Linked DNA regions of Homo sapiens: regions 1 and 3 are each linked to region 2. A link is a loop called in an ENCODE intact Hi-C map of the cell type or tissue named here. Cell type or tissue: A673. All regions are shown on one strand. Each heading gives the region's core, and the rest is flanking DNA. Links, peaks and the distances in the headings are about the cores only. Region 1 has its middle 38 kb from the start of SEC11C. Region 2 holds the start of GRP (gastrin releasing peptide). Region 3 has its middle 56 kb from the start of SEC11C.

Region 1 (10,299 bases), core at 1,288-9,287, 120 kb before region 2:
TGGGAAGGCAAATAAAGTGATGAAAAATACATGATTTCTCAAATTAAAATAAAGTTCAACTGATCAGAGGCATTGAGGAAGATCTACTCATCAAATACGGAGAGCATGTGTGGATTTATATCCTTGCTTCAAGGTCAGGTAGCCTTTCATCATTCAAAGGAAGGTGCCCAAGTCAGTCCAAATACACAGGGAAGAGTCTAAGAGCAAGGCTACTTACTATCTTAGAATAAAAGTTTTTTTTTTTTCTTTTTGAGACAGGGTCTCACTCTGTCACCCAGGCTGGAGTACATTGGTGCATCTTGGCTCACTGCAACCTCTGCCTCCCAGGCTCGAGCAATTCTCCTGCCTCAGCCTCCCGAATAGCTGGGATTATAAGTGTGTGCCACCATGTCCTGCTAATTTTTGTATTTTTAGTAGAGACGGGGTTTCACCATGTTGACCACGCTAGTCTCAAACTCCTGACCTCAAATGATCCACCCGCCTCAGCCTCCCAAAGTATTGGGATTACAGGCATTGAGCCACCGCGCCCGGCCCAAGAAGAGTATTTTCTAATAAATTCGACCTTATCCTTGCCCATGGAAGAGAGCAGGACACACAATTTAAAATGTAGATGATTGTTTTTATATGTAGCTCATTTGATAAAAACAAAACAATAATAACCTACCCTCAAACCATTCCTGAAAGCGGAATATTTTTGGGGGGTAGAAGGGAGGGGATAGTAAGTGAATAGATGTTTTCGTCTTCAAAATTCCATTTTAAAATTGCCCATCTGGGAAGAAGATTTTTGATGCATATACTTTTGTATGTTTTGAATTTGAATTTGTGAATATAGAGCTACTTAGAAAGCAAAGCAAATGCCATTAAAACTATTTTTTTTTTAATTGCCTACTTTTCCAAAATATACCACTGGCTTCTTTCCCCAAACACTCACCCTCCAGGGTTCCTTTCCACCCAAGCTCCCGCTTGTTCTCATCATTCATGTGCACAAGGGGAGTTCATTTTCTTGTCTATGCTGACTTATAATAGGTTTCAATTGATTTTGGTATCAGTTGTTTGCTGAACAATTGCAAAAGGCTCTATCCTAAATTAGATGGTTTGATGAAGACGTGAGACAAGACACAGCCCCTTGATAACAAGCGCTGGTGAGGATGTGGAGAAAAGGGAACCCTTGTACACTGTTGGTGAGAATGTAAATTACTACAACCACTATGGAGAACAGTTTGGAGTTTTCTCAAAAAACTAAAAATAGAGCTTCCCTATGACGCAGCCATCCCACTCCTAGGTCTATACCCCACCAAAAGGAAATCAGTATTTTGAAGAGATATCTGCACTCCTATGCTTGTTGCAGCTCTGTTCACAATAGCTAAGATTCGGAAGCAATCTAGGTGTCCATCAACAGATGAATGAAGAAAATGTGGTACATATACACAATGGAGTACATTCAGCCATAAAAAAGAATGAGATCTTATCATTTGCAACAACATTCATGGAACTGGAGATCCTTATGTTAAGTGAAATAAGCCAGGCACAGAAAGACAAACATCGCACGTTCTCACTTATTTGTGGGATCTAAAAATCAAAACAATGTTACTCATGAACATAGAGAGTAGAAGGATGGTAACTGGAGGCTGAGAAGGGTATGGGGCAAGGGAGGTGAGGAGGGTATGGTTAATGGGTACAAAAAAATAGAAAGCATTAATAAAACCTACTACTTGAGAGCACAACAGGTGACTATAGTCAATAATAACTTCATTGTACCTTTTGAAAGAACTAAAGAAGCGCAATTGGATTGTCTGTAATACAAAGGATAAAGGATAAATGCTTGAGGGGGTGGATACCCCATTCTCCATGATGTAATTATTATGCATGGCATGCCTGTATCAAAACATCTCATGTACCTCCTAAAAATACACACCTACTATGTACCTAAAATTAAAAAAAAAAAAGGTTTTTAAAAAGACACAGCCCTTGCCTGCAGGATTTATTGAGGCAAGAGTCAGACCTGATAACACAAGAAATTTATGGCTGTCTACTAAACAATGAACCTTACCCAAAGAGCGTTCGGCACTTTGGCCTCCACTCCAGAGAGGTGATTTCTAAGCCCTTGGAATGCCATGCCTGATAAGAGCCTGTTTCTCTGTGGGTTCTGAGTGGCACCAAATGGTCTAACAATATGATTTGTGGGGGAGCTTTGGGTCATACAGTATCAGCTTGACCTTGGGAAGGGCTGGAGACTGAGCTCAGCCACATGGGCAGCCACAAACATCCACATGATGGTGCCCCAGTCAAATCTCCAGACGCCAAGGCTTGGGTGAGCTTCTTTGGCTGGCAATACTCAATAGTCTGCCACTGTCACACATAGTTGCTGAGAGTTGTGACTCCACTGGGGGTAGAAACTTCATGCTTGGAACCTCCCTGGCCCCTGCCCCAGGGGTTCTTTCCCTTGGCTGATTTTAACCCGCATCCTTTTGTTGTGATTTTAGCCTGTGTCCTTTTGCTGCGATAAACCATAACCATGGAAGGTTCTATGAGTCCTCTTAGTGAATTACAGAACACAGGGGTGGTTTGGGGGGGCCTCTAACCTTGCAATTGGTATCAGAAGTGAGGTTCATTCATTTTGGGGGTCCCTGAACTCTGCAGTTGGAGTCAACTAAGTACCAAAGATTGAAAGAGTCTTAGGGGTTTGGTAATTACTCTTTATTCAACATGTATTGAGTACTTACTACATGCCAGGTACTTTAACACTTTATCTCTTTCAAGCCTCATAGCAAACTTTGAAGAAGATATTATTGAAATCTTACAGATTAGGGATTTGAGACTCTCATAAATTTCCCCACGATGTACAGGGCCAAGCCTCAACTGAGTGAGAGAGCTTGTTCCTTGCAGCCATTGCCTGTGGTGGATTTTCACTGGGGGAAACAGTCTCTACCCTCCGGGGTCTGACTCAGTGCGGGGAGATAGGTGAGCAGACATAGAATCAACACAGAGCACTAAGTGCTGTGGAAGATAGAATGGACACTTATCTTTTTGTCTGACCAGCAACCCCCATCCTTCTTCTAAGAACAGCTCCCCTGAGTATTTCTCCTTTCCTGCTTCCAGTCTGTGGCTCCGACAGGAGCTGCTGTGTCCTTGCACCCCTGGCCCTGGAACAGGCTTGGACTCCTGACCCAGGTTGGGCCAATGGTAAAACCCTGGCCGTGGTTGATGGACTAGGGGTGAGCATCTGACCCAAGCCAGGCCTATCAGAGCTTTCCCTGGCAAGGTAGAACTTGAACTAGAAACAGGGCCCCTCTCTCTTCCTGGTGGTGGAGTCGGAAAACATAAAACTTGAGAGCTCACAGCAGACAGATCTGTGCCATGTGGAAGTAGCCGGTCTGTCCTGAGAGGGAAGGAAGAGGAGAGGAGAGGAGAGGGGAGGTTAGGGGAGGTGAGGGGAGGGGAGGAGAATCAATGGCTTATCATTCCCTGGAGGCAGTTTTTTTCTGAGGCCCAGCCCCATCCCTCCCCTAGCCAATGTCCTGGGGACACACGTCCTTCAATTCCGGGTGGTATCTCAGGGGCCTGCTAAAAAAGCTCCCTGTTTCTTAAGTGTGTTGAAGTTAGGTTGTTTTTCTGTCATTTGCAACTGACCATCTTGGCGGAGTCCAGGAAGGCTTTCTATGGAGATGACAATGAAAGAACAGCCATTAATAAGAATCAGCCTAAAGCACACATTGAAGGACACAGGAGCTTGGCCTGGAAGAGAGTGGGTGGGAGTGCTTCAAAAGGAATTGTTTGCCGGCTAAATGAAAACTATCATATACCTTTATGATTTTCTAGGATAAAGATGCAGAAAATTGTTTGAATTGTGAGCCTGGAAATTCTGCTAACTGGCCCGGCTCCCCAAAACTTTCCTGGACCTCCTTGAGGTTGCTTATAAAGCTTAAGGGTCACTATGGGATATTTATTTGTTGGGTCAAAGCATCAGAGAACTTGAGCATCCTAGGCTAAAGGACAAAAGTGTGGAAATACCATTGTTCTCGGAAGAGGCCACTCCAACCTCTGCAGTCTAAACAATGAAGAGTGAGAAAGGCAACTTTAAAAAATCTCACGTAACGGGTAGGTCCACAGACATGGCAAACTAGACAGTTATAAAGTATGACTCAGTGATGTCACGAGGACCCAGATTCTTAGGTTCTTGCCGTCCTTGGTAGATTGTATAATTGTCCCCAAATATTTACAGCCCCCCTGTGTTAGGATTATGCCACCCCCTTTGTTCACTCAAGCTTGGCCATGTGATTTATTTGGGCTAGTGAAATGTGTAAGAGACAAGATCCATTTCAAACAGAAGCTTTAAGTGTCATATTTAAAGGTTTCATGTCTCTTTTCCTCTGCTAAGATGAGCAGGTCCCCTACAAGAGCTGTCTCCATAGACTGGCCTCAGAACAGAGACCCAGGCAAAGCCCATCCATGTTGGATATACAGCATGAGCGAGCAATAAACCCCTTGTGTTGTAAGCCACTGAGATTTGGCCTTCGGTATTAGCTTCAATCTCCGATTGGGCATGAGATGGCTACAACGATTCCAGAATCACCTCCTGGCATGACAACACCCAGAACAAGAAGAGAGACCTACTCTTCCCAAGGGTTTCTCTAAAAACAAGGGATGCTGCAAGGAGACCCACACAGACTTTCCCTTATCTTATTTGCTGCATGGGGCAGGTAGAAAGACATCTAGGTTCTATTGGTGCTAGTAGGGGTGGTGGCGGGGATTCACCCCAGGCAGGCGGTTGTTCTGCCCGATGCCTGCCCAGGGCTAAGGCTTGTGGCCAGCACACTCCCCCATCAGGGCTCCCTTGAGTAACCTGAAGGTCCCCTGTGCTCAGGAGGATTGCTCAACCACTGAACTTCTACTATTATCATTAACAGTAACAAAACATAATCAATAATCCACAAAACTGCACTCCTAACTCCTTTCTTTCTGAAATCACATTCCTATCTAGGTTTAGGGAAAAAAAGACAGGAAAGTGTGTGTGAAGTTAAATATTTGTGTATCCACGTATGCATTCCGGTCACTGAAGAAATAAAGGATAGTATAAAACATAGATCCAACCCTCAGAAGCAATTTCAGAGTGGTGAGGGAGAGAAAAGAATCACAAAGGGCAAAGCAAGCCTGTGTGACCATCTCCAGAGTAATGTAGACAGAGGATGTAGGAACTCTGAGCACAAGTGGCTTTTTTCTCCCATCCCCAAGAGGGCGAGGAGGGACGAAGGAGCCAGGAGGGAGTCTGCTCAGCTGCACCGTTCCTAGCATGTGGCAGGTGCACAGCAAGTGTTTCTCCAAGGGAAGTAACAGGGCATCCAGGAAACTCTTACGCTCCCTCACTCTGAGCCATGTTGCTTATTTCCATACTGATTGACCTTAAAATGGATTTGTGTGCATGTGAAATTTGTCATGCTTACAAGAGGGTGTATAATGTACTTTTATAGCTCAAAGAAAAATAAATAACCATGGACCTGCCACCCATTTTAAGAAATAAAACATTTCCAAGCCCCTTGGATCTCCCTGGGAGCCCCACTCCAATCATTCTCTGTTCACTTTCTTCAGAGGTAATCACTGTCCTGAATCTCAATTGTCTATTACTTCTTTTCTTTTCTTTTTGTTTTTCCCTTCCTTCCTTCCTTCCTTCCTTCCTTCCTTCCTTCCTTCCTTCCTTCCTTCCTTCCTTCCCTCCCTCCCTCCCTCCCTCCCTCCTTCCTTCCTTCCTTCCTTCCTCTCTCTCTCTCTCTCTCTCTCTCTTTCTTTCTTTCTTTCTTTCTTTCTTTCTTTCTTTCTTTCTTTCTTTCTTTCTTTCGTTCGTTCTCTCTTTCTTTCTTTCTTTCTTGACAGTCTCGCTCTGTCACCCAGGCTGAAGCATGATCTTGGCTCACTGCAACCTCCGCCTCCTGGGTTGAGGTGATTCTTCTGCTTCAGCCTACTGAGTAACTGGTATTATGGGTGCCTGCCACCACACTTGGCTATTTTTTGTACTTTTAGTAGAGATGGGATTTCACCACATTGGCCAGGCTGGTCTCGAACTCCTGACCTCAAGTGATCCACCTGCCTCAGTCTCCCAAAGTGCTGGGATTGCAGGCGTGAGCAACTGCGCCCAGCCACTATTACTCATTTTCATTCACTTCAGAGTTTTACCACAAATGCATGTATCCCTAAGCTTTTGCTTATTTAGATTTGCCTGTGTTTTAAACTTACATAAACTTAATCATACTGCTACTTGCTTTTGATCTAATATAATGCTTTTGAGGTATATCCATGTTGATACATGTGGGAATAAAATATTTTTTATATTTAATATTTCATTGCTTGAATGCATCATAATTTATCCATTTTACTGTGGATGAGCATTTTGGTTGTTTGCAGTTTTGTTAGTGGAATAATGCTACTATAAACATTCTGTGTGTGTCTCCAGATGTGGGTGTGTGAGAGTTTCTCTAGAATACATACCTAGGGGCAGATTGATGCTTCACAGGTTTGCGCATCTTCAATTGTACTTAATAATGCTCATCTTCTTCCACAGTGGTCCTACCAATTTACTCTCTCACCAGCAGAGACTGAGAGCTTTTGTTGCCCTGAATCTTTAACCCTTCTTGTCAGACTTTTAAATTTGGTTCAATCTGGGCAGTATGAAATCTCATTATGGGTTTTGGTTGTATTCCCTCCCTAGTTACTAATGAGGTTAAAAAATGTTTTATATGTTTATTATGCATCCATGTTATTTATGTGAAATGCCTTTTGTTAAAGCCTTTTTTTTAGAGAATTATAGGATTTCTTTTATATTCTGGAAACTAGTTCTTGATTTACGTATTCTAAGTATCTTCTCTCAATTCATGGTATGTTTTATCTCTCTCTTTTAATGGTATCTTTTGATTTGAAAAAGTTCTTAATATTAATGTAATTAAAATTTTCAATATTCTGTTTATTTATTTATTTTCTTAGAAAGGGTCTCACTCTGTCACCCAGGCTGAGTGCAGTGGTACAATCACAGCTCACTGCAGTCTTGATCACCTATGCTCAGAAAATCCTTCTGCCTCAGCCTCCCCAGTAGCTGGCACTACAGGCACACACCACCACGCCCAGCTAATTTTTTAGTTTTTGAAGAGACAGGTGTCTTGCTCTTTTCCCCAGGCTAGTCTCGAACTCCTGGACTCAAGCGATCTTCCCTTCTTTTTTTTTTTTTTTTTTTGAGATGGAGTCTCACTCTGTCACCCAGGCTGGAGTGCAGTGGTGTGATCTCAGCTCACTGCAACCTCTGCCTCCTGGGTTCAAGTGATTCTCATGCCTCAGCCTCCCCAGTAGCTAGGATTACAGGCGTGCACCACCATGCCCAGCTAATTTTTGTATTTTTAGTAGAGACAAGGTTTAGCCATGTTGGCCAGGCTGGTCTCGAACTCCTGACCTCAAGTGATCCGGCCCCCTCAGCCTCCCAAAGTGCTGGGATTACAGTTGTGAGCCACCATGCCTGGCCTCCTTTTTCTTTTTTTTTTTTTTTTACTTTTCATATGAAAAATAAACTAGCACAGCTTTAATCATTTGTTAAACAATCCATTGATTTCCGCTGAGAGTGGGTACCAGCTATGTTTGGTTCCCATATTTGTGTGAGTCTTTTTTGCACCTTTATTCTATTCTGTTTGTCTACTTGTTTTCCCCGCTGGTACTACCACACTATCTTAATTTCTACTGCATTGTAGATTATTTCACCTGATTCTTCTTCAGAAGTGTCTTAGCTATTCTTGATCTTTTATTCTTCCATATAAATTTTAGGAGTCAAACCTGTTGGGATTTTGACTTGAATTCCATACAGCAAACAGACAAATTTAAAGAGAACAGATATCTTTTCAAGAGGGAGTGTTCTATCCATAACTTTGGCATATATTTCCATTTATTTAGGTCTTCTTTAAAGTGTTTAAAGAAAAGTTTCTAATTTATGGCATAAAGATAATAAATATTATGTATTAGATTTATTTTTAGATATAACATACGTTATTGTAACAATTTTTAAATTATTTTCTATTTTTATTGTTTTCTATTTTAAATTATTTTCTATTTTAAATTAAAACATAGCTTTAATTTTCCATGTACCTGTCTCAGAATTGTGTTTTTATTAGTTATCTATAACCCCATAATATTATAGCCAAAGAATGTGATCTGTATGATATTACTATGTTGAAAACTTTTGACACTTATTTTATAACCGTGGATACAACCAGTTTTTCTAAAAGTTTCACATATGCTTGAAAATGTGCGTGTTCTTCACTCATTAGGTATACTATTCCACATATCTCCATTAGATTAAGATTGTAGATTTTATTTTTCTAGTCATTTTGATAGTGCTGGCTGCTTGATTGATGAGTTTTTTGTTTTGTTTTGTTTTTTACGACAGGCTCTTGCTCTGTTGCCCAGGCTTGAACGCAGTAGCGTAGTCATGGCTCGCTGCAGCCTCGACCTCCCAGGCTCAAGTGATTCTCTCACGCTGACCTTCCAAAGTACTGGGATTACAGGTGGGAGCCACCACGCCAGGCCAATTGATCCGTTTTTTGAAAGAGTGTTAAAATCTCCCAGTATGATGATGAATTTTTTTATTTTTCCTTTTAGTTCTGTCATTTTGCATTGTTTGAATGTGAAACTTTTTTATTAGGTGCCCACGTATTTAGATCTATTATTTCTTCATGGTGAATTGAGTCTTTCCGTTATATGTAGTGACTTTCTTTATCTCTAATGATGCCTTTTAGCTTAAAGTCTATTTTGTCTGAAGTTAATACGGTGACTCAAATCTTCTTTTGATTAGTGCTTGTCTGAAATATATTTTCTTTTACTTTCAACATTTTCATGACCTTATGTTTTGGTGTGACCATTAAAAATAGCTTATAGCTGAAATTTTAAAAGTCAAACCTGACAATATTTATCTTTCAGTTGGAGGCTTCATTTTGTTTACATTTATTTTAGTTACACATTTAGATTCATGTCTATCATCTTATTTTGTAGGTTCTATTGGCTCTGTTTTCTTGTTTCTTCTCTTTTCTTACCTTCTTACGGACTTTTTTTCCAGCAGTATTTCATTTCTCATTCTCTCTATTATTTGAAAGTTAAATCTTTCATAAATATTTTTTAGTGGAAACTCTAGAAATTTTGGGGACTAATTTATCATAAGTCTAAAACTGATCAATTTTCACTCTCTTGAATAATATGAGGATCCTAGAACATTTTAACATCAATCACTTCTCATTTACAAACTATTATTGTAATGGATTTTAGATCTATTTTGATATTTTAAAACTATATATATTGTTATTTACATTGCTTTATATTAGTGTTTATCGAGATTTTACAATTTATCATTTAACCATTTTCTTTGCTCACCACTCATTCTTCAATCTAATTTCTTCTTTCCAGGATCAATAATTTTCCTCCCATCCAGAGAACATTTTTAAGAAGTTCCTGGAAGGAATTGTTGGTAATATTCTGTTTCTTATTTGTTTAAATATACCGTTTTTCTTTATTTTTCTTAAAAGATAGTTTTGTTACTTATATATTTCTAGATTCTTAGTTATTTTCTCTCAGTACATTGAAATAATTGTTTCACTATTTCTGGTTTCTGTTGCTAGTGTTGAGAATCTCTTGTCAACCTAATTGTCACCCGTTAGTATATAATTTGTCTCTTTTTTCTAATTGCTTATAAGATCTCCTTTGCCTTGGTGCTCTGGAGCCTTGTTAATATTTGTCTAGACAAGGATTTGATGTTATTCATTCTGCTTAGGATTCACTGGAAATTCTGAAACGGAGGTTCTTCAGGCTGCTATAACAAAATATAGCAGTCTCTTCAGGTGGCTATAACAAAATAACATAAACTGAGTGGCTTACAAACAACAGAAATTGATGTCTCACAGTTCTGGAGGCTGTGAAGTCCAAGATTGAGGTGCTGGCAGATTTGGTGTCTGGTAAGAACTGGGTTTCTGGAAGAAAGCTGTCTTCTCACTGTAACCTTACTTGTCCAGCCAGAGGGGAGAGTGATCTCTCTGGGGGTCTCTTTTATAAGGGACTAATCCCCATTAATGAGAACTCTGCCCCTATAATCTGAACACTTCCCAAATGCCCTACCTCCTAACACCATCGCCTTGGGGGTTAGGATTTCAACATGTGAATTTGAGGGGACATAAACAGTCAGTCCATTGCAGTGTCTTAGGCTAATTCTAGAAAACACTGTGTCAAGTGATACTATCAATTGTTTCCACAAGGAGTAAACTCATGGAGACCCACGGCCACAAG
Region 2 (10,299 bases), core at 828-8,827:
ATCACACGCAGTCCCTGGCACATAATAAGTACTCACTAAGCAGCAGCTATTACTTGTATGATCTTCTCAGGAGACTTAAATAGCACAACACTGGGTTAGGCATTGAACAAGAAAATGATGCTATCTTGAAAATCACAATCTAATACAGAAATTAGCCTGCCCTAATTACAGTTCCCCATTATTATTAATTTAAAGAATAAGTAGCTGCTGGACAATAGATACACATGATCTCATGTAACTGTCCTACCACCCTAGGGAGGGAAGCATTACCAGCTCAATTTACAGATGATGAAACTGACATGCCCATGCTAAGTGAGGTGCCAATCATAGCTCCTAAATGGCAGAGGAGGAATTGGAACCCAGGCCAGCCTGACTCCTAAACTCCTCACCACTGCTTCCTTGTTCTCCATCATTCCCCATCTTGCTCTGCTTCCTTCACTCCAGCCTGGACCTGGGAATCTTGGAGCATCTCCCTGCAGCAAGACCTGCCCTCAAAGCCTTCACTGGCTCCACATATAAATGGCCAGTCACAACTTAAGGTATTTCCCCTCACAGAGCTATTTTCATTTGGCAAAAATAGCCACTAAACTTAAGCAGAGACTCTCAGCCTGGAATCCCCTAAGAGCAATGGTAGAGATGCATGAGCTGTTTTGCACATTTCAAAAAGCCATGAAGAAACTAAAATGCAATGTTTCATTGATTTATATTGGAATTACATCGACTCTCTGAGGTGATGCTTGTTATTTCAACCTGATTAGAAGCTCTGATTGATAGACAGTTCCTTATGTCTTTGATGAATAAAAAAATGGGAAATCTAAATATATATGGCCTGTTGCACAGTTAAAAGCTCATCAAAGCCTGAACTCAGCCATGCATGGTAGCTCACGCCTGTAACTCCAGCACTTTGCAGGGCCAAGGTGGGAGGATAGCTTGAGCCCAGGAGTTCAAGACCAGCCTGGACAACATGGTGAAACCCCATTTCCACAAAAAATACAAAACCTAGCCAGCCATGGTGGCATGCACCTGTAGTGTCAGCTACTCAGAAGGCTGAGGTGGGAGAATCACTTGAGTCCGGGAAGTCAAGGCTGCAGTGAGCCATGATTGTACCACTGCACTCCAGTCTGGGCAACAGAGGGAGAGCTTGTCTCAAAACAAAAACAAACCCCCAAATCACAAAATACCCCTGAGCTCCATGGGATAAAATAATTTTACAAGTGCACTCGGTGATGAACTATCCATGGTCACTGAGCTAAAAGGTCACAGCATAAATCATGGAATATCAGGCACTAGGTTGGTTCTGGTAGAGTTTCTCAGCTATCCGTCAAACTCCATGGACTCTTTCTTCCACAGTGATGCAATCAGAGCCAGGCATAACTGATTATTAAGACTGCAACCCCCAATCTCTCTTGCAGTTAGCTATGACCATGTGGTTGACTTTTTACTAATGAAACACGAGCAGAAGAGATAAATGCTTCATTTTGGCTGGTGTATTAAGAGAGCGGGCGTGCCTCCTCCATCTTCCCCTTTTTGGCACCTGCAACCCAAGCTATGCAGACAGATAGGAAAGTGCTCATCACATGTGATCCATAGACCAGCTGCTCCTCCCAAACTATTTGTTTCCCATCCACAATGAGATAAAGATCTTGTACTAGGACACAAGTCAATAACATCTCTACACACATTGTTTAGTACAGCTGACTTTTTTTTTTTTTCATAGCAAGATGCTCTCGATGAAGGAAGCCGTACATTGACTTGCATTCTAATGCAAGCTCCTTCTCTCCCTGCAGGCCAGCCCTTTGAGTAGTGCTGCTGTAGGGAATGGTAGAGACCCCAGGTGGTGTGAACCCAGGTTTCTGATTATCAATGTGGAACAGAGCTGCCTGCCAACCTGGAACACCTGCCCTGGACAGAAAAGAGAAATAGACTTCTCTTTTGAATGGGTCATTGCATTGCAAGGTCTCTTTCTCATAGAGTTTAGCTTTCCCCTAACTATGTCAGTGGGGTTAATCATATTTACCCAGCTGTCTGTAGTGAGGATTTTAAGAGGTGTATGAGAGGACACCCAGCCAGGATCTACTGGGGCTTATTCATATCAACTGAATCAAACATGCAAAGGTTCCATTCTCTAACTGGAAACAGTCCACTGTCTTTTCTGGTTAGAAGTTTGGACTCAGCCTCCTTTTCCTGGAGGACAATGTATCGATTCAAATCTCTTGAGTCCCATCTTTGTGCCTAAGACTGGGCCAGGCACTGTGGAGGCAGTATCGAGCCAGATGACATGGGTGCTGTCCTTACAGGGTGCTACAGCAAGTCATGTGGCCCAGCCGTAGTCTGCAGGCAGGAAACCTGTAGGCTGGGGTGGCCTTGGAGCAAGAGCTAAGGTGAATGGAGGGGCCTAGGTATCTCCTGGCGTGTAATGGACACAAGAAACAGTGTTGCCTGAATTAGCAGAAGTGTTGTGCTTTCTAAACAATTATTTCTACACTTGAATGTCTTTACAGTGGCTTCCCCTTAGTTTCATGGGGATGGGAGGAGGTGGAGGATTTCATTTGAAAGATTCTAAAATAATCTTGGTTAAACTAAAGAGAAAGAGCATTTTTCTACAACTTAATTTGGAGAGATAAGGGTTTAATGCGCCTCCAAAGATCCACGGTTGCAGAAGGCATTTCTTAGACCTGGGCATTTCTTAGGTTTGTTGTTCATTCGCCAAATACTTATCAAGCACCACTATGATCCAGGTGCTCTGCAGACACACAGAGGAACAATACCAAGTCCCTGTGTTGAAGCAAGCTCACTGTGTGGGAGGCAGCACGCCTAGGGATGATCAGTTGCCTGCCAATGGAACACTTGCCTACTGACAGAGCCTGGGAACGGAATGCAGAGAGGCTGGGAACCCGGGAGGGATGGAGCCCAGGCCAGTCTGTGGACCTTTTTCTTTTGATTTTCACTTAGCTCACTCACTGAGGATAGTATTATTGTATTTGGTTGGCTACCAAACTATTAATGATCTTAAAATTGACTTTTTTTCTCTTAGACCCAGACACATGCATGAAAATACTCTTCAGATCCAAGAGTACTCAGTCATGCAATGTGAGTGTGTAATCACTTAAGAATATATTGAACACCAAGCACAGTGGCTCATGCCTGTAATCCCAGCACTTTGGGAGGCCACGGCTCACTTGAGGTCAGAAGTTCAAGACCAGCCTGGCCAACATGGTGAAAACTCATCTCTACTAAAAATACAAAATTAGCCAGACGTGGTGGTGCATGCCTGTGATGTCAGCTACTCCACAGGCGGAGACAGGAGAATCACTTGAGCCGGGAAGGCAGAGGTTGCAGTGAGCCCAGATTACGCCATTGCACTCCAGTCTGGGTGACAGAGCAAGACTCTGTCTCAAAAAAAAAAAAAAAAAAAAAAGAAGAAGAAGAATGTATTGAATCAGCAGATACTCAGACACAAGTGTATGTTTTCAACTTTATCAATATCAATATATCAATATCAACACCATGTTGACATGGAACACTAAAGACCCAACAGGGAGGCAATTAACAAGCATTTGAGGAGGAATAGACCTCACCTATTCCAACCACACGGCCAACTCTGGCAGCCAAAACGTGGGCAACAGCATCCTACCAGCTTCTATTTATTGTTGCATTGCTATGGTGCTGATCCCCTTTGTATCCATGGTATTTAGAACCTCGGGGATTGGGCTGGTGACCATTCTTTAGATCTGAGAACAGAAGGAGCAGAGGAACGTTGAGCAACTCTAGAGGGGTGTGTATGTGGCAGTTTAGGGACAGTTTGAGCTTTCAGGTAGAGGCAGCCTAGGGAAACTGGCATAAAGCAGTTTCTTTCTCTATTCCATGGAAGTTGCATGCTTGTGAAAAGGGCCAGCTATCTTCTGTCTTGCCATACAAGTGGGCAGAGCTGCCTGGGAATACCAGGTGGGTTAAGGATACTGCCCTTAACCTTAAGGTGGAGGGCAGCAGAGGGGGAGAGAGAGACAGAGAGAGAGAGAGATTGGGGAGGAGGGGAGAGAGAGAGGGATGGGAAGGGGAGGAGAAGAGAGAAGGGGAGTGGAGGGGAGGGGAGGGTATGGGAGTGGAGAGGAGGGGAAGGGAGGGGAGAGGAGGGGAGAGGAGGGGAAGGGAGGGGAGAGGAGGGGAGAGGAGGGGAGAGGAGGGGAGGAGATCTGCAAGAAAGAGGCAAGGTCCAGAAAAAGAGAGAGAGATCTGCAAGGAGGCAAGGTTCCAAAATCTATGGGCTGGGACAGCAAAGATGTGGCCTACGAAGAGAAAGGTCTGGAGAATCAGAAGGCCTTCAAATGGTGGTTCCAAATCCCTCCAGCAAAGCCCATCCATCTTTAGAGCTCACCCGTCTCCAGCTACACCCCCCACCCCTCCCGGCCCAGATCAGGCAGCGGGGTCGCCCTCTCCAGGACTCTCAAGGCAGCTAAGGCTGGAGGCGCCGGCGAGCCTGGAGAGGGAGGAGTTCACTAAATTGTGTTGGATGGAAGGCGTCGAGGACCGGAGGAATTAATCCGATGTGGGGAAGGCGGACGGGGCTACGAGGAAAAAAGAGGGGGCAATGTACACTCAGCCTTTTCATCACTCGGCGGGGAGATGGATGGTTTTCCGGACCGGGCGTCCCAGCGCCCCGGTTAGCTATAGGGAGACGTCAGAGCGCTCTGGTCCGCGATAGAAGAGCCCCCCAGCCCCCCCGCCCGGGCTTCCATATAAAGTAGGGGCCCTAGTGGAGGCCGCAGCAGTAGCACCAGCGGCTGCGGCGGCGGAGCTCCTCCGAGGTCCGGGTCACCAGTCTCTGCTCTTCCCAGCCTCTCCGGCGCGCTCCAAGGGCTTCCCGTCGGGACCATGCGCGGCCGTGAGCTCCCGCTGGTCCTGCTGGCGCTGGTCCTCTGCCTGGCGCCCCGGGGGCGAGCGGTCCCGCTGCCTGCGGGCGGAGGGACCGTGCTGACCAAGATGTACCCGCGCGGCAACCACTGGGCGGTGGGTGAGTGTCCTGGCCGCGGGAGCCGCGCGCTTGTCCTCCTCTGGATCAGCCAGCCGGAGGGGACCTGTCTCCCCATTTCTTTGCGTTTCCCTGGCCCAGCTTTGGGAGCTGGGTTTGTTGTGACCTTTCTATCGGCAAACACCTTCCCCGTTCTCCTAAAACTCCACCCCACCTTTCCCCATTCTAGGGAGCCCATGAGTCCCTAGTCAGCCGCAGGCTGGTCCGCTGATCCTTTCCCGCTCGCTTCCAGCCTGTCTTCCCCAGGGCACCCGAGCTCCCAACAGCCAACCCCGGTGCAGATCACCTTCCCTCTGCGCCCATCCTACATCTCCTTTTGTCCGCCTAGTCTCAACCTGTCTGGCACGGTACTCTCCTAGAATAATCTTGGGGAGCGTTGTCCCTTGAAAGCATCTCAGAACCCTGGTCCAGCTCGGTGGCCTCAACAGCGACTGGCATGGGCTGAAATCTAAGCTGCGCCTATGCTCCCCGCAAAGCCACAGGTGTGGGGACCTAGGGTGCAGCGCTCCCGCCCCGGGTTTCACATCTGTTCAGTGCGCAGTGCCCTGAATCCCGCCTGTCTGTGACTCTCTGGAGTTTCCTCAGTCCTTCTCTTCGCTTTGCAGCGATATTCTTTTCCCTGCCCTTTTGCCCTCCCTCTTTCCAGCCAGCAGGCTCTGAGCTTGGGGAATCTCGCCTGCTCTCCAAGCTCATCCCGATCTCTCTGCCCCTCTGAGCTCCGCTCTTTCTCCGCCCTTCTTGACCCACGACTTCGCCCTTTCCCCTCGCTCCTTTCCCATTCCCTCTGCAACAGGTCCTGCTCTCTAGGCACCGGCTTGGAGGCTCCCTCGCCATGGCCCCTAGAACCCAGGCGGAGAGGACGGCCGCGCTGCGGGTGCGGAGGGCGCCTGCGGGTGGGGTCAGGATTCCGCCCTGCGCGCACTCGCTGCTTTCGCTCAGCTGGGAGGCAGGAAGCGCCTGGCAGCCTCGGCTCACCCAGCATCACCCCAGGGCTCTCGGCGTCGCCGAGCATAGCTTCCAGCAAACGCAGAGCGTCCAACTTCCTCACTCCCCCACCTACCCGCCCCACAAAAGCCAACTACAACAACCCCAACCAGCTTCTTGGGAAGCTGGTTAATCCCTGAAGAGATTTAAGAGTGTGTATGTGTGTGTGTCTCTGTGTGTGTGTGTCTCTGTGTGTGTGTGTGTGTGTGTATTTCCTTAGCCATCTACTTAGAACGGGCGCTGGGGAACGGTGTGTTGAACAAGTACTTGCTAATTCATATATCGGCTGATTCACAAATCTTGATAGAAGATAAATAATTTGGGGGAAGGAGTGGGACTGGAACTGTTGCTTCCTCAGCTCGTCTGTGTCGTGTGTGCTTTTGTGAGGGAAGTCGAGATCTTTGGGCTGCAATAGAGTGGTTTCCACTGTTGCTAAAATAATCATTTGCCAAGTCTTGACAGTTCCAGAGATGAGAGGATGTGTGATCGCTGAGGGACAGGAGGAACCCAGCAGTCTGGTGTGGAGAGGAGAGGTTGGAATGGGTGAAGCTGAAAAACCCTCCATTTCAAGAATGAAGGATGCTTAGCAGGTGTTGAAGAATCCAAACTTAGAATTGATGCTTCTTAAAGAGGGCTTCTGGGAGCTTAGATCAAGTGGCCATTATCTGGCCCAGCCACCAGCCAATGGGGCTGGAAAGATGGAATGAAAGTTCTGGATTCCCAATCTCTTTGTACTCATCTATATTATTGCACTAATAAAGCTTATTATTAGGTAACGCTTGCAGGCCCAAAGGAGGACAATAGAGTTAACTGGGGAGTGGCATCGTGTTATTTCTGGTGCAAGTCAAGCCAATCTTGATTTGCTGTAGTTCCGCAGAACATCTGTCTCCAGGTATTTAGGGTGTCTGCCGTTTAATTGCCCTTCATAGTGGTACTTGAGCATTCCTAACCCAAAAGAATACCAACCAGTGGTGACCCCAAATACCATTTTCATATTTATTCTCAAATGCACTTTTTTCTCTCCCTTTGATAACTGTGCAGAGTTGAGGAGGAGCAAGGGAAAGAGGGAGGTGAAGTAGAAACTCACATTTTAGCCTAAAATTACCTTGCGGTTGAGAAAACGTTTGCTTTGAGTAACATGCCCTCTGTTGGAATATGAGCATTGACAAGGATGAATGATGTTACACTTCAAATTTAGCTTTCAGTTATCTCAAGAAAATGCTTATCCTCTTCAATCACCAAAGACATGTAGTTTAGTTTTAATTATATAAAACCAAAGCTACATGCTGCTGTCCATGAGGATGCTGTCAGCACACATTTACAGGCTTGGTAAGTAAATTGCTTCTTCTAGCTGAGAGAAGCATGGTGCAGCAATGGAAAAAAGGTTAACAGCTTGAAAACTTAACAAATTTTTATCTGGCTTGATGTTCGTGGAAATGTTTTGTTTGTGTGATGAAAATATATGACAACACTTATACTGGCTACTATTCCCTGTGCACCCATGAAATGCTCCTAACTGTGGTTCTAACTTGGACGTGAGACATATCCCAGAAGGTTGAATTTGGAAATACCAGTATTCCACTGCAGAATGGCTTGTTATGGCCCCAGAAACTGTGGAATAGAATTTAAGTGTGGGTCCAAAAATACTACTTCTTAGTAGTACTCAACACTTTCATCTATGTCTTATTCATTTCTGTTTCAAACCTTCCCTTTAGTAGTATCTTTAAATGATTAATAAAAAGAACAAAAGCTCTTTTTTTCTCTGATCAAGGTTTTATTTTTTCAAGTGCCTGTCTTTTGTCTATGGTGAGGTTTCCATTATTATGATATGGGCACTTGACAGATGATGTTGGGAGAAGAGGTGGAAGTGGGCGTATCATCCATGTTGCCATGGAGATGACGATTTGGTTGACAGTCACTAGCTCAAAAGCAAAACTGGACCCAGGGAATGTGTACTTCCCTGGGATGTTACAGATAGCGTGCTCTCCTTAGCAACCAGTCTATGGAACTAGAGATAAAGAACTGATCCCCACACATTCCCCATATATGCAAGTACTGAAAGTTAGTACAATCACAGAATGGAGAATAACTTTCTCCTCCCATTTTAGAAAAGTCCACAAAATTATTCAGGCATGACAAAAATGAGGTTCTTATGTGTGATATCTGCATCACTTCTCTGTTTTACTGGCAATAACTCTTTCTCATTTCCAGCATTCTAACTAGATGATAGTCAGTTAGAAGGGCAAGGTGATCTAGGTCATCACTGGGAGTATCAGGATTCTAATCCTGCCTTCCAACCATCATGATTTAATTTCCTCCATATAAATAAAGTCAAATGCATCACTACTTCCTGGGAAGTTGCACAACATAATCACCGTTATGGCTGAATGCAAGGTTATTGAGTGGCTATCTGAGCACCATGTGACCAAGCTGATACGTGAGGAGCCAGTCATTCAGGATTCCAGGTCTTCACTTGGGACAGTATCCCCAGTTAGGATCCTGAAATTGTGTGAAGTCTCATGTCATAAGCAATTTGGCAAATGCTCACACTGCAATGCAGTAAACCTGATTTTAATGCTCCTTAATACTCATAGAATTAATTTTTCTCAATTACATAATGCATCATGATATATTGGCATATAATCCCTATTTTTATAACATTAGAAAGCCTTTTGTAGACCTTATCCTTATTTCCAGATCCCAGAATGATTTTAGCTACCTTATATTCTTAGCAAGTTAGAAGACATTGCCAAGCAGTGTAATAATGTAGTCTAGATTGTGAACTGATTTTAATCCTAAAATAGTTGCTTACATCTATGTGACCTCTGGCAAGTCTCATTTTCACCAAACCAATTAGCATATGGATCAAATGAAATCCAGCACATTTAAACATCCCATAAACTGCAAATCGCAATACACATAAAAGCAATAAAGTTAAAGTGAGGGCTTCTCTGTTGGTGGATAGAACTTCTGGGAAGGGGCCTCTTTCCATTTTAAGACTGAAGATCTTTCAAATTTTATGTTTGCCTTAAATACTTCTAATGCCAGTCAGTGTTGGAACCACAAAGACCTTTTTCCTTGCACACTTTAGATCAAAAGCACCATAGTTTTGTTGACGTTAGAAATTTCAAAGTGCTACAAAGTCCAACTACAGAGAGAGGAAAAATCAACTGTAAGAAATAGAGAACATGAGAATATTCAAGCAAGGGTCTAAAGTGTTAAGAATGCAGACCTTGAATTCTGTACCCACTTCTGACTCCAAGTTATCCTCTCTTGCATACATAAATTTTCATGTTTTTGATGGTTTGGCCTCCTTAACAGCAGCTTTTTAAAAAAATTATTTACAAGGCTAGTACACATTCCTGGAGCCACTGATAGACTTTCAGACACCCAAGAGAAAATTCTGCATTTATGCGGCTGTAAAGTGTTACTCAGGGCTTGTTTTCAACTTGTTTTTCACTACACTCTTAACAAACAGTAAATCTGGGTAGTTTTCTCAGTTCAGTCTCAACTAAAACTCTGAGAAAGTTTAAATGAAAAATTCCTTTGGTATTTTTTTTATTACGATAAAAGGAAAGAAATATTTTTAAAAAACCACACAAAGAAAAGCATGGAGACTTTTATTTTCAGCAGCAATTCAAAATTGGCTGGGGAAGATGTTTAAACTCCATCTTTCAGCTGGAAATAGAATTTGGTGCACACAGAATTGATGATAGAATTTTAGATATGGAAGCCTCCTTAGATTTAATCTAGTCTACCCTGTTCATTTTATAGTTGAGAAAATTGAAGACTAGGGGTGCTAAACGACTTGGCAGAGGTGACCTAACTAGTTAGGAGAGGTGCTGGAACCAAACCCAGGGTTCCTGGGTTGCAGTTCTGAATGCTGTCTAGCTCATTGCACATTTTGAACAGAGAGCAAAATCTATCTGTCGTTTATGAACTAACTCTTAATAAAACATGATTTATTCTGCATTTAGGAGGAAGCAGCACAAACACAATTAGCTTTAAATTTCTTTTAAATTTCTCATTCATTCCCTTTGGTTAAATTTGTGGCATTCTGAGTGTTTTTGTTTTTGTTTTTACAGGGCACTTAATGGGGAAAAAGAGCACAGGGGAGTCTTCTTCTGTTTCTGAGAGAGGGAGCCTGAAGCAGCAGCTGAGAGAGTACATCAGGTGGGAAGAAGCTGCAAGGAATTTGCTGGGTCTCATAGAAGCAAAGGAGAACAGAAACCACCAGCCACCTCAACCCAAGGCCCTGGGCAATCAGCAGCCTTCGTGGGATTCAG
Region 3 (10,299 bases), core at 727-8,726, 140 kb before region 2:
AAGGAAGTCCTTAGCCCAGGAAACTGAACTAAGAGGGCAGGCTGTGGATAGTTGAGAGAGACAGAGAATAAAAAAGAGAACTACTTTCTTTTTGTTCAAGATCAGATTGTCACAAAATTTAGTGAAGACAAAGATTACTTGGGGATGTTGATAAAAATACATTTCCTGACTCCTACATACTAACAAAAACAAGTAAGCGATTCTGATGCCTACACTTCAAGAAACACTGATATTGACATTAAGGGCCTGGATGTCCCAAAATATGCTCCTAGAGGTAGAGGATACGAAAACAGCACCATTGTGTGGAGCAGGATGTGGAGAAGGGAGCGATGACGATGAGGATGCTGCTAAGGTCAGATACTTCCATGGAAGGTGCCTGCTCCAGGGCAAAAAAAGCAGCAAAAGGTTGCTGCCTGCCTTGCTTCTGTCTCTTTATCCAGCCACCCTGTGCTTGCTCAGCAGGATTATCAGCAAGGTGGCATGCTGGCTGCATGGGGAGAGGCTGGCTCATAGCCAAAGAATCATGCTCATCCTGCTCACCTGAGAATTAAGAGCCTTATGTGCGGTGCTCTTCCATGATAGTAACGAGGGACACAATTATTGCCACACTTGGGGCTTATTCTGAGAAGGTCTTCCATACAACTTGCCCCAGGCCTTGTCAAGAATTCCTCCAGTCTCACTTCTTCCAAGCTGTTAGTCATCTAGCTAAATGGTTAGCTGCTGCCTGGGAATTAGTGAAGATCTATATATTTGGCCATCTCTTCTTCCAGGAATTCAAAGTTCTACCCATTACAAGGATTTCTCTGTCCTGCCAGAGCTACCCCTGAATGGGGCTATAATATTGTATCAACTTTCAGATGATTGCGTGGCACCTTCTGTAAACCAGGCTGAATGTTTTCTTAGTCAACTGATCCCAGGAAACCAGCCGTGAGGTCATGGCAGATGGCATTGTAGCAGCAGGAGGTGGTGCACTGAGATTGTACAGCCTCTGCTCCAGTGATGTACCGTCACTTTCAGGACCTGCCCCCATATTCCATATCCACTTATGATGGAGACCTCTGCAGGCATCCAACCTTATGACTCACTGGATTAGATAAAAATTCATTATGGATAGCTTAAGTCACATGACCACTAATGTCCCATAGCCAGGTATTCTGTTTTTACAAGGGCCCAATGGCAAGTTAGAAACTTTTTTTTTTTTTTTTTTTTAGACGGATTCTTGCTCTGTTGCCCAGGCTGGAGTGCAGTGATGTGATCTCGGCTCACTGCAACCTCTGCCTTCCGGGTTCAGGCAATTCTCCCTGCCTCAGCCTCCTGAGTAGCTGGGACTATAGGCGCCCACCACCATGCCCAGCTAATTTTTTTTTTATTTCTAGTAGAGATGGGGTTTCACCATATTGGCCAGGCTGGTCTAGAACTCCTGACCTCAGGTGATCCACCCACCTTGGCCTCCTAAAGTGCTGGGATTACAGGCATGAGCCACTGTACCTGGCCACAAGTTAGAAACTTTTACTTAGAAGAATATTAATAGCCAAAGAGGGCTTGGCTTTGATTCATGACCCCAGAGACCTTTAAGGGTTTGTCATAGATTTCATAGAGCTACTTGAGGTGCCACAGATACTTGGAGTACTATTTATAGGGGCCAGATAGCAAAGGTAGACCAGCTGGAGAGTCTTCTCTTGCCCATCACTTTCAGGAATAATTCTCAAAGCCACATCTCAGTACCATGAGAGCTACTTCCCAGGAAGCCACGTGTCACTTGGAGAGTCATTGCCGCAGCTGCTGAAGCAGAGCCATGCTTCCTCCATCATGTTTTGGCAACTAGTATCATCAGAAATCTACCATGATCGGGATATCATAATATAATCATACACTGCCATGACCAGGAAGCTGCCACAGAAAAACCAGACATGTCCAAGATGTTTTCCAGCAGAAGCAGCAGAGGTTTTGTGTGTATCTCACTTCTACCTTCCAAATCCCATGTGAATGCCTGCTTGGCAGAATCTAAGTCTCAGTCACTGCCTGTGTTAGTTTGCTGTGACTGTCATGTTAAAATATCACCAACAGAGTGGCTTAAACAACAGAAATGTATTTTCTCACAGTTCTGGAGGCTGGAAGTCCAAGATCCCGGTGATGGCAGGCTTGGTTTCTCCCGAGGCTTGTAGACAGCCACCTTCCTGCTGTGCCCCCAAATAGCCTTCTCTCTGTGCGCTTGCTTCACTGGTGTCTCTTCCTCTTCTTACCAGGACACCAGTCCTATTGCATTAGGGGCCCACCCTTATGGCCTTGTTTAATCTTAGTTGCCTCTCTGAAGGCCCTATCTCTAAAAAAGGTCACATTGGGGGTTAGAGTCCCTTCCTTCCTCCCTCCCTCCCTCCCTCTTTCTTTCTTTCTTTCTTTCTTTCTTTCTTTCTTTCTTTCTTTCTTTCTTTCTTTCCTTCTTTCTCTCTCTCTCTCTCTCTTTCTTTCTTTCTTGAGATGGAGTCTTGCTCTGTCACCCAGACTGGGGTGCAATGGTGTGATCTCAGCTCACTGCAACCTCTGCCTCCCGGGTTCAATCAATTCTCCTGCCTCAGCCTCCTAAGAAGCTGGGATTACAGGCACCCACCACCACACCCAACTAGTTTTTGCATTTTTAGTAGAGACGGGGTTTCACCATGTTGTTCAGGCTGATCTGGAACTCCTGACCTCGTGATTACCCACCTCGGCCTCCCAAAGTGCTGGGATTACAGGTGTGAGCCACCGTGCCTGGCTGGGGTTAGAGTTTCTACGTGCTTTTCTGGAACACAATTTAGAGTATCTGATAACAGTGCCCTAGCTGCAAATGGGTTTTTAAAAAATGTAACATTTAGCTTTCTGGTTTCTACAGTACAGCAGTGAGAAGCCGGGGGGATCTGTTTCAGGCCAGTCCCTTTATGGAACCCACAGCTGCTGCAAGGACCAGCCTATTAGAATCTTCGGACACAGACTCTGCAGTGGCACCAGGGAAACAAGCTTGCCTAGCATCACACAGCAGCATATGTTCAGCTGGGGCCACCGCCCCTTTTGGCTCAGCACAGGTGCAACGCAAAGGAGCTTTGCTTTTCCTGGGCTCAGGGAAAGTTGAAGGCAACCTGAGAATAGGTGCTTCCTGGGGAACGGTGTTGAACCTAACCCCCTTCCTCCACTCTTTAAAATCAGGTAACTAGTGAACTGGCACCCACCCCGAATCTCTCCTCATGTTACATCGGGGCCCAGGATACGTGTGCAAACTGAGCTTCGGAGTCACCCCACAATCCCATGGTTCCTCTACGTCAGCGATTCTGAAACTATTTGGACTCGAGATTTCTTTATATCTTCAACATTATCTGGGACCCGAAGAGCCTTTGTTTATTATGTGGAATATATCTATTGATATTTACTATACTAGAAATTAGAAATGGAAAAAATGGGATAATATTTATAAATTCCTTTAAATATAATAAATTATACATTTCATGCTAACATATTTTTATGGAAAATACCAGTTATTAATTTTGAGACAGAGTCTTGCTCTGTTGCCCAGGCTGGAGTGCAGTGGTGCAATCTTGGCTCACTACAACCTCCATCTCCTGGGTTCAAGCGATTCTCATGTCTCAGCCTCCCGAGTAGCTGGGATTACAGGCACATGCCACCATGCCCAGCTAATTTTTATATATATATATTTTTTGAGACAGAGTCTCCCTCTATTGCCCAGGCTGGAGTGCAGTGGAGCAATCTCGGCTCACTGCAACCTCCACCTCCTGGGTTCAAGCAATTCTCCTGCTTCAGCCTCCCAAGTAGCTGGGATTACAGTCACGTGCCACCACACCTGGCTAGTTTTTGTATTTTTAGTAGAGACGGGGCTTCGCCATATTGGTCAGGCTGGTCTCAAACTCCTGACCTTGTGATCTGCCCACCTTGGCCTCCTAAAGTGCTGGGATTACAGGTGTGAGCCACCACACCCGGCTAATTTTTATATTTTTAGTGGAGACAGGGTTTTGCCATGTTGGCCAGGTTGGTCTTGAACTCCTGATCTCAGGTGATCAGCCCGCCTCAGCCTCCCAAAAGTGCTGGGATTACAGGTATGACCCACTGCGCCTGGCCTCTTTTTTATTTTTTTTTTAAGCTCAGGGTAGGGCATATATTTTCAAAACAAAAAATGCTAGCGAGAAGACTGTCATTGTGCTACAGTTTCAGAAATCTCTTTAATAGCTGGCTAAATAGAAGACATAGCTGATCTTACATCCGCCACTGCTGTCAGTCTGTTGCAGTATCACATATCATGTAGCTTCTGGAAAACTCCAGCATACACTCACTCATAAAGGAATGAGAAGGGAAAAAAGCAAGCATCTTGGTTTTATTCTGAAAATAGTGTAGACCTTATGGATTCCCTGGAAGTCTTTCAGGAACTCCTGGAGGGTACCCAGATCACACTTTGAGAATCGCCGCTCTAAGCCAATATGCAGATTAATGGAATGAATAACCGTGGTGTATTTCCCACCTAAAAGACAGGCTCTGTGCTGAAGACCGACACTGACAGCTTTCGGCCAGGAACTTATCTTTCCCAGCAACAAAGAACAGGGTAAGATACACATGAAAGTTTTAGGGGATCATGAAAAGAAGGAAAAAAAATTCAGAGACAAGACAATTGGAATACCCTTGACTGAGACTCAAAAAGAAAAATGAAACTTTTAGTACATCATATTGAAAATCCCATGGATTCAAAAAGAAGGCAGCATGTATGTAAGCCAAAGTGACGGCATAAGGAGTTCTTTGTTAGAAAACAGGGAAAGAGAAGCAAGAGAGCAGGCAGGCAGAAGGGCAGCCAGGACCATCAGCTCGGGTGCGTGAAATGAGCACGGGGAAAGAAAGGGGTTTCTTTTCTGTTTTGTTTTAAGTAGAATCGTAATTGGGATGGGAAGGGACTTTAGAGATAATCTATTCAAGGACATCATTTTGTAGTGAGGCAACTGTGTTGTCTCCTGCCCGAGTTCACCCACCTGCTCTTCCTACCAGACCACGTGGGCAGTGCACTGGAACAAAATCTCTCTATCAGATTATCTCTCCTCTGTTTGTCTCCCTCTCCACCTCTGTGTTCATATGCATAACACACACACACACACACACACACACACACACACACACACACACACACACACACGTTTTCTTTCCAAATTTCCTCTTAACAAAGTCTAAAGAATAATCACTGTTTCTTGCCTCTATGATTTTTTTTGACCTCCTCTGAACCCCACACATTGACGAAGTGCCAGCCATAGCAATAGTTTCAGACCCGTGGAGTCAGCTGTGCTGTTGCCAACCTCCATCACCTGTCCGCCTTTATCCTGGGCTCTGTTCCTGTGGATTTGAACAAATAGATGAGCGGCATCGGAAGAAAGCTTTAGCTGCATGTGTTTGGGTGACCACGAGAGGGCAGCACGTAAGAGACCAGTGTCGGCCCCGCTGCCTTCTTGAACACACCGGAAGCCTCCTAGGAAAACTGCAGATTTTGTCAGACTGTGAAGTAGAAGAGTCAAAGAGCCTTCATTGCTTCCTTTTAAATGACCAGCCTACTAAGGAATTTAGAATGCCCAAGTAAGGTTTTCACTTAATCCTTTAAGAAATACATCTAATATTTCTAATCTAATCTATCATTTTCAATGGAAAACAGTATTTTTTTTTTCAGTGATTCTCACTGCTTTCTTTCTGAGGAACTTGAAATGAATCTTATGTTTTATTTATTTTTCAATTTCTAAGGTAAGGACTGCTGGTCAGACTGGACTTCAAAATTCCTGGATCCTTAAGACCCAATGCATCAGACAAATGTCCTGCTGGATCCTCCCACCGTCAGCTAAGGGACAGTGCTAGCTCTCTGGTGAGGGAGATCCGTGTGGAGGTCTCTGGCATTCCTGGGTCAGTGGATGGCTGGGAGAACTGCTCAGCTCCAGGTTCCAGGGCCTCTGATCAAAGCCAACCCTGGGGGCCAGCCAGAGATATCGCAAACCTAAGGACTAACGTGGAATCTACACCTGCCTTGGGAGTAAAGAACAAGCAGGGTGCTTTCCGGGATGGCTTTGGGATGAGATGCCCAAGACTTAGTGCCCCTGGCATTGCTCAGCTCTCAAGCTGACTTCCACAGCACCCCCATGGAAGCTTCATTGGTGCATCTTTGGGTCTTGAATGCAGTGCTACAATATTGACGAGGAAAGTCTCCTTGGAACCACAGGAAGACAAAAGTGCAGAGTGATTTGCTGGCCTTGGCTAGGACAGGGTCCAGGGTGCAGCCAAGGGAGGGTGATCTAAGCCAGCCATTCTCCTAGTGTGGCTCCTGGACTATGCGCAACAGCATCACCTGGGAGCTTGTTAGAAACACTGGTTCTCAGTTCCCATGCAGACGTCTTGCATCAGAAAATCTGGGGCTGGGGCCCAGCAATCAGTGTCTCCAAAGGCCCTGAGATCATTCTATTCAAGTTTGGGAACCAGCAACACAGCATTTAAGTGGAAATGTTTATAGTTGCAAAGCCAGGTGAAGCTTGAAATGCATCATAGAGGAAATGAGGACAAGAATGTAGAAAAAGAGTAAAAACAGAGAGGAAAAAAATTTACAAGCCATCATAGAGTGAAAGAGCTTCCCCTGCTGCCTGGGGGTGTGGGAAATGAGAGTTGCACCTGCTCACAAGTATGACCAGCAATTTAATATCTATCTAGAGCTTTCAACCCTGCCATGTCAAATTTATTTAGCTAAAAACAACTCTTGTGGTGGTGACCTTTTATTCAGCTAATATTACTCCCCTCAATGCCTCCAAAGCACACAGAGAAATTGGAGGGCTGATGAAAATCTTTAAAGTCTACTAAATACTAAAGCCTTCCCAAACACTGTGTACTTTTCAGAGAGAGTTTCTTTTTATTGGAATTTCAGATTATTGAAAGGTTATCTGTCTCCTGTTCCTAGAGGGATTAAAATAAAACAAAAGCAAGAAGAACACATTGTGATGTGTGCTTTCCTCGCTGAACTGGTGGTGCTTATCTGACTGCAGTGATGGGCAGCCAGTGGGAAGATGCCAAAGTCCTTCCAGAGAATTTCCCCAGGAACTTGGGAGGCTGAATCACCAGAATGAGAAAGTTCTCTGGCATTCTGGGGATGCATTTCCTTCCACATTGCTGCATCCCTGTATGCTGGAGTTGCATGTGACTGCCCCATGCCTCAGTTTCCTTTTCTGGAAAATGACAGCTTCAGGCTCTTCATGCTTCTGGCAGCCATGATTCCCCTCTGCCTAGCTCTATTCTTTTTCTCTCATTACCTTCCTGGCTCTTTTCTGTGTTACATCGCCATTCCTTGGGTTTCTTTTCTCTGATCTATATATTTTGTTCTGTTTCATAATTTTACATTAATTTTTATTTAATGCCACAAGCCGCTTACCTGCTTTGAGCTCCACAAAACCTATACTTTGAGGTAGAGTAGAATTGGAAGTTAGAAAACCAGATTCTGAATCTTTAAGCAAATCACTTTAGTTGAACCTCAGTTTTCCTACCTGTAAAGTGCTTGCCATGTGCCAAACAGAATTGTTTCATTTAATACACAAAACTCATAGAAATAGATACTAAACAATCTTTCCAAGTAGATATTGTTAGTATCCCATTTTATAGTTGAGAAAAATGAGGCTCAGAGGGGTTGAGTTCCCCAAGATCACACAGCTCATAAATGGCAGAGCTGAGATTTCAATCAGGCAGTCTGACCCCAGAGGCTGCACCCTGACTACTTATTATTAACAGTGTCTGTCCCTGCCTTGCAGTTTCGTTACAGAAGGAATTGAGACAACATCTGCAAGAACCTTTTGAAAAACGACCACTATGCAAAGGGAAGGAAGCGTGCTATACTTTTCCATTCATAGTGGAAGTAGAGGACCCCCACTTTTCATGATCCCTGTTCAGTCATAGCTTTTGTTCAAGTTGTCTGGTCGAGTTGTTTAAAGACAGTGGGCAAATAAAAGGGAACAAAATGCAGAACAATTTTAAGAGTCGGAAGCACAAAATCATGACAGAAACAAGATGAGCCTGAAGTGGAGGCTGGTAAGGCCCGGGAGATGGAATAGGCCCCCCTTTCTTACTGTAGTCACAGACATCCTCTTCCTAAACCCCAGAATAACAACTCAGCAACTGCTATGATGCTGTTGGCACTGATTGGAATCCAACCCCAGGGCTTTGCCTCAGCAACTGGAGTTTTTTCTTCTACTTATAATTAACTCTTCTTCTCCATTCTCACCTCTGTTCTCACTCTCTAATTCCCTCCTCTGTTTTTTAGAGATAGGGTCTTGCTCTGTTGTCCAGGCTGGAGGGCAGTAGTGCCATCATAGCTCACTACAGTCTCTAACTCCTGGCTGCAAGCTGGGAGGATTGTTACAGGCCTGAGCCACCGTGCCTGGCTCCCCTCCTCGATCTTCTCTCTTTATACCCCCTTGTGAGAGAGACTGCTGTGTGTTCCCCAACATCTGTCTTCTCCTTTCATAATAGCAGACTGTAGCTAGGCACATGGTTGCCCAGCTGAACGCCATTTCCCAGCCTCCCTTGCAGGCATAGCCATGTGACTTCATATTCCCTGACTCAACAGTTAGAGACATGTGTTTACTTATATATAATCTAGTTCACCTGACAGCTGGCTGTGTGATGTGGGCAGAGATGTGCTGGCCACACTTGATCTCAGTATCGCTGAATTCATCTGCTCTCGCTCACTCTGCTCCTCCCAATTCAGGTGTAGTCTGGCTCTGAAAGAATGCAGCTTGCCAGTGTTTCTTTCTCTGGCCATCTAGCTTACTCATATTACTTTGATATCATGCTTTGTTAAAGCACAAAAATGCTCTCCCTGGGCTGGGCTCCATGGCTCACACCTGTAATCCCCACACTTTGGTAGGCCGAGGTGGGTGGATTGCCTGATGTCAGGAGTTCAAGACCAACCTTGCTAACATGACGAAACCCTGTCTCTATGACAGGGTGGCGCCTGCCTGTAGTCCCAGGTACTCAGGAGGCTGAGGTGGGAGAATCACTTGAACCCGGGAGGTGGATGTTGCAGTGAGCTGAGATTGCACCATTGCACTCCAGCCTGGGTAACAGAGGGAGACTCCATCTCAAAAACAAACAAACAAACAAACAAACAAACGTTCTCTCTGCATGTGCAGAGGAACACACTGCCTAATTCTCTGACCCCTAGACTGTCAGGGAGCTGAGCCTGGAATTTGGAGGCGGGCAGAGAGAAATGCGATTTCTTTTCATCCCATAGTAGAAATGACTCTAATCAACAGCTAATCATCACTATCTAATGGGGTCTGCTCTGATCTGCCACAACAAAAAGAGAACTCATTGAGGTTGCAATGAGCTATGATCGTGCCACTGCACTCCAAGCCTGGGTGACAGGGCAAGAGCCCGTCTCTTAAAAAAAGAGAGAAAACCTATACTTGCTGCTGTGAACAAGGAGAGAGAGTTTGATTAAGCAGGATGGACATTTTCCAGATGGGCTGCAAGGGGGTAATGCTTTTTTCAGGTGTAAAAGTGAGTTTATTAATGAGTTAACATGGATTGAGGACTTACCATGTACCTGATGAGGTACTAAACCCTTTAGATGGGTTATTTAACTTAATCCATCCCAAAGTCTCTACTACTATTTCCATACTATAGTTGAAAAAAGTGAGACTCAGAGAGGTTGAGTCACTTGTTCAAGGTCACACAGCTAGTAACTGACAGAGAAGGGTTTGAACCAAGGCCAGCTGATTCCCTGGCCTCTGCCCTTAATCAGCACTCTGATGAAGACTACGTGGCAGTCCTTGGGATGGGAGATTCCAGATCATAGGAACAGAGATGCTCAAGGAAGCTTTGCAATGACCAGAGGCTGTGGCCCTTCAGGCACCTCCTTGCCACTTGCCTTTGTCCTCTTCTGATACCTGCCCTTTGGCTACAGGGTAGGATCCTCCCTCACGTTCTTCATTGGTGGGCTCACTGGGCTCTCCCAGCCTTTCCAGCCTGATCCTCTAATTGGTATCTCATGTAGAGGGCTCTGTGCTGGTGACTAGTGGGTGATGAGAGCTCTGGCACCTGTTTGGCCAGTAGACAAATGCTACAAGTCCTTGTACTCTCCTTTCCCTGCAACCTCTCTAAGGGGTGGAGGCGGGGGGGTTCAGGAAGGGGCAGGAGCTTTCCATGCTGTAGGCCCAGGGACTTCCCCTCAGCTCAGGCCTGGGACCTCTGGCCACAGTTCCTGGGCCAGGGGACTTAGCCCACACATAAGAAAGAACTAGGAACCAGGACTGTGAG

What was found. A loop is a pair of places that touch in the nucleus more often than their neighbours do. Peaks named below come from ENCODE experiments on the same cell type or tissue, not always from the same donor. Only the 100,000 strongest peaks of a DNase experiment are listed, where the experiment ranks them.
Region 1: it touches region 2 in a loop (3-fold over the local background); 2 of 110 quality-filtered maps call a loop at or near these places.
Region 3: a loop joins it to region 2, with 3 times the contacts of the local background. A loop is called at or near these places in 5 of 110 quality-filtered maps.

What each region holds. Positions count from the first base shown.
Region 1 is chr18:59,096,767-59,107,065 of GRCh38, forward strand. No RefSeq gene overlaps it. Among named protein-coding and RNA genes, the nearest start is that of SEC11C, 38 kb to the right of the region's middle. In A673, for the core only: no CTCF peak of the experiment used is centred there; DNase peaks (open chromatin) are centred at 5,455, 5,925 and 6,495; H3K4me3 peaks cover 346 bases; H3K27ac peaks cover 5,406 bases.
Region 2 is chr18:59,215,394-59,225,692 of GRCh38, forward strand. GRP (gastrin releasing peptide) reads left to right here and starts at 4,765. Exons shown (of 3, transcript NM_002091.5): 1 at 4,765-5,011; 2 at 10,099-10,299. The coding sequence starts at 4,873. RefSeq lists an enhancer at 3,985-4,599. In A673, for the core only: CTCF peaks have their summits at 4,728 and 4,939; DNase peaks (open chromatin) are centred at 4,638, 6,029, 7,903 and 8,391; H3K4me3 peaks cover 4,463 bases; H3K27ac peaks cover 3,419 bases.
Region 3 is chr18:59,078,937-59,089,235 of GRCh38, forward strand. No RefSeq gene overlaps it. Among named protein-coding and RNA genes, the nearest start is that of SEC11C, 56 kb to the right of the region's middle. In A673, for the core only: a CTCF peak has its summit at 5,417 (motif pointing right); a DNase peak (open chromatin) is centred at 5,455; H3K27ac peaks cover 778 bases.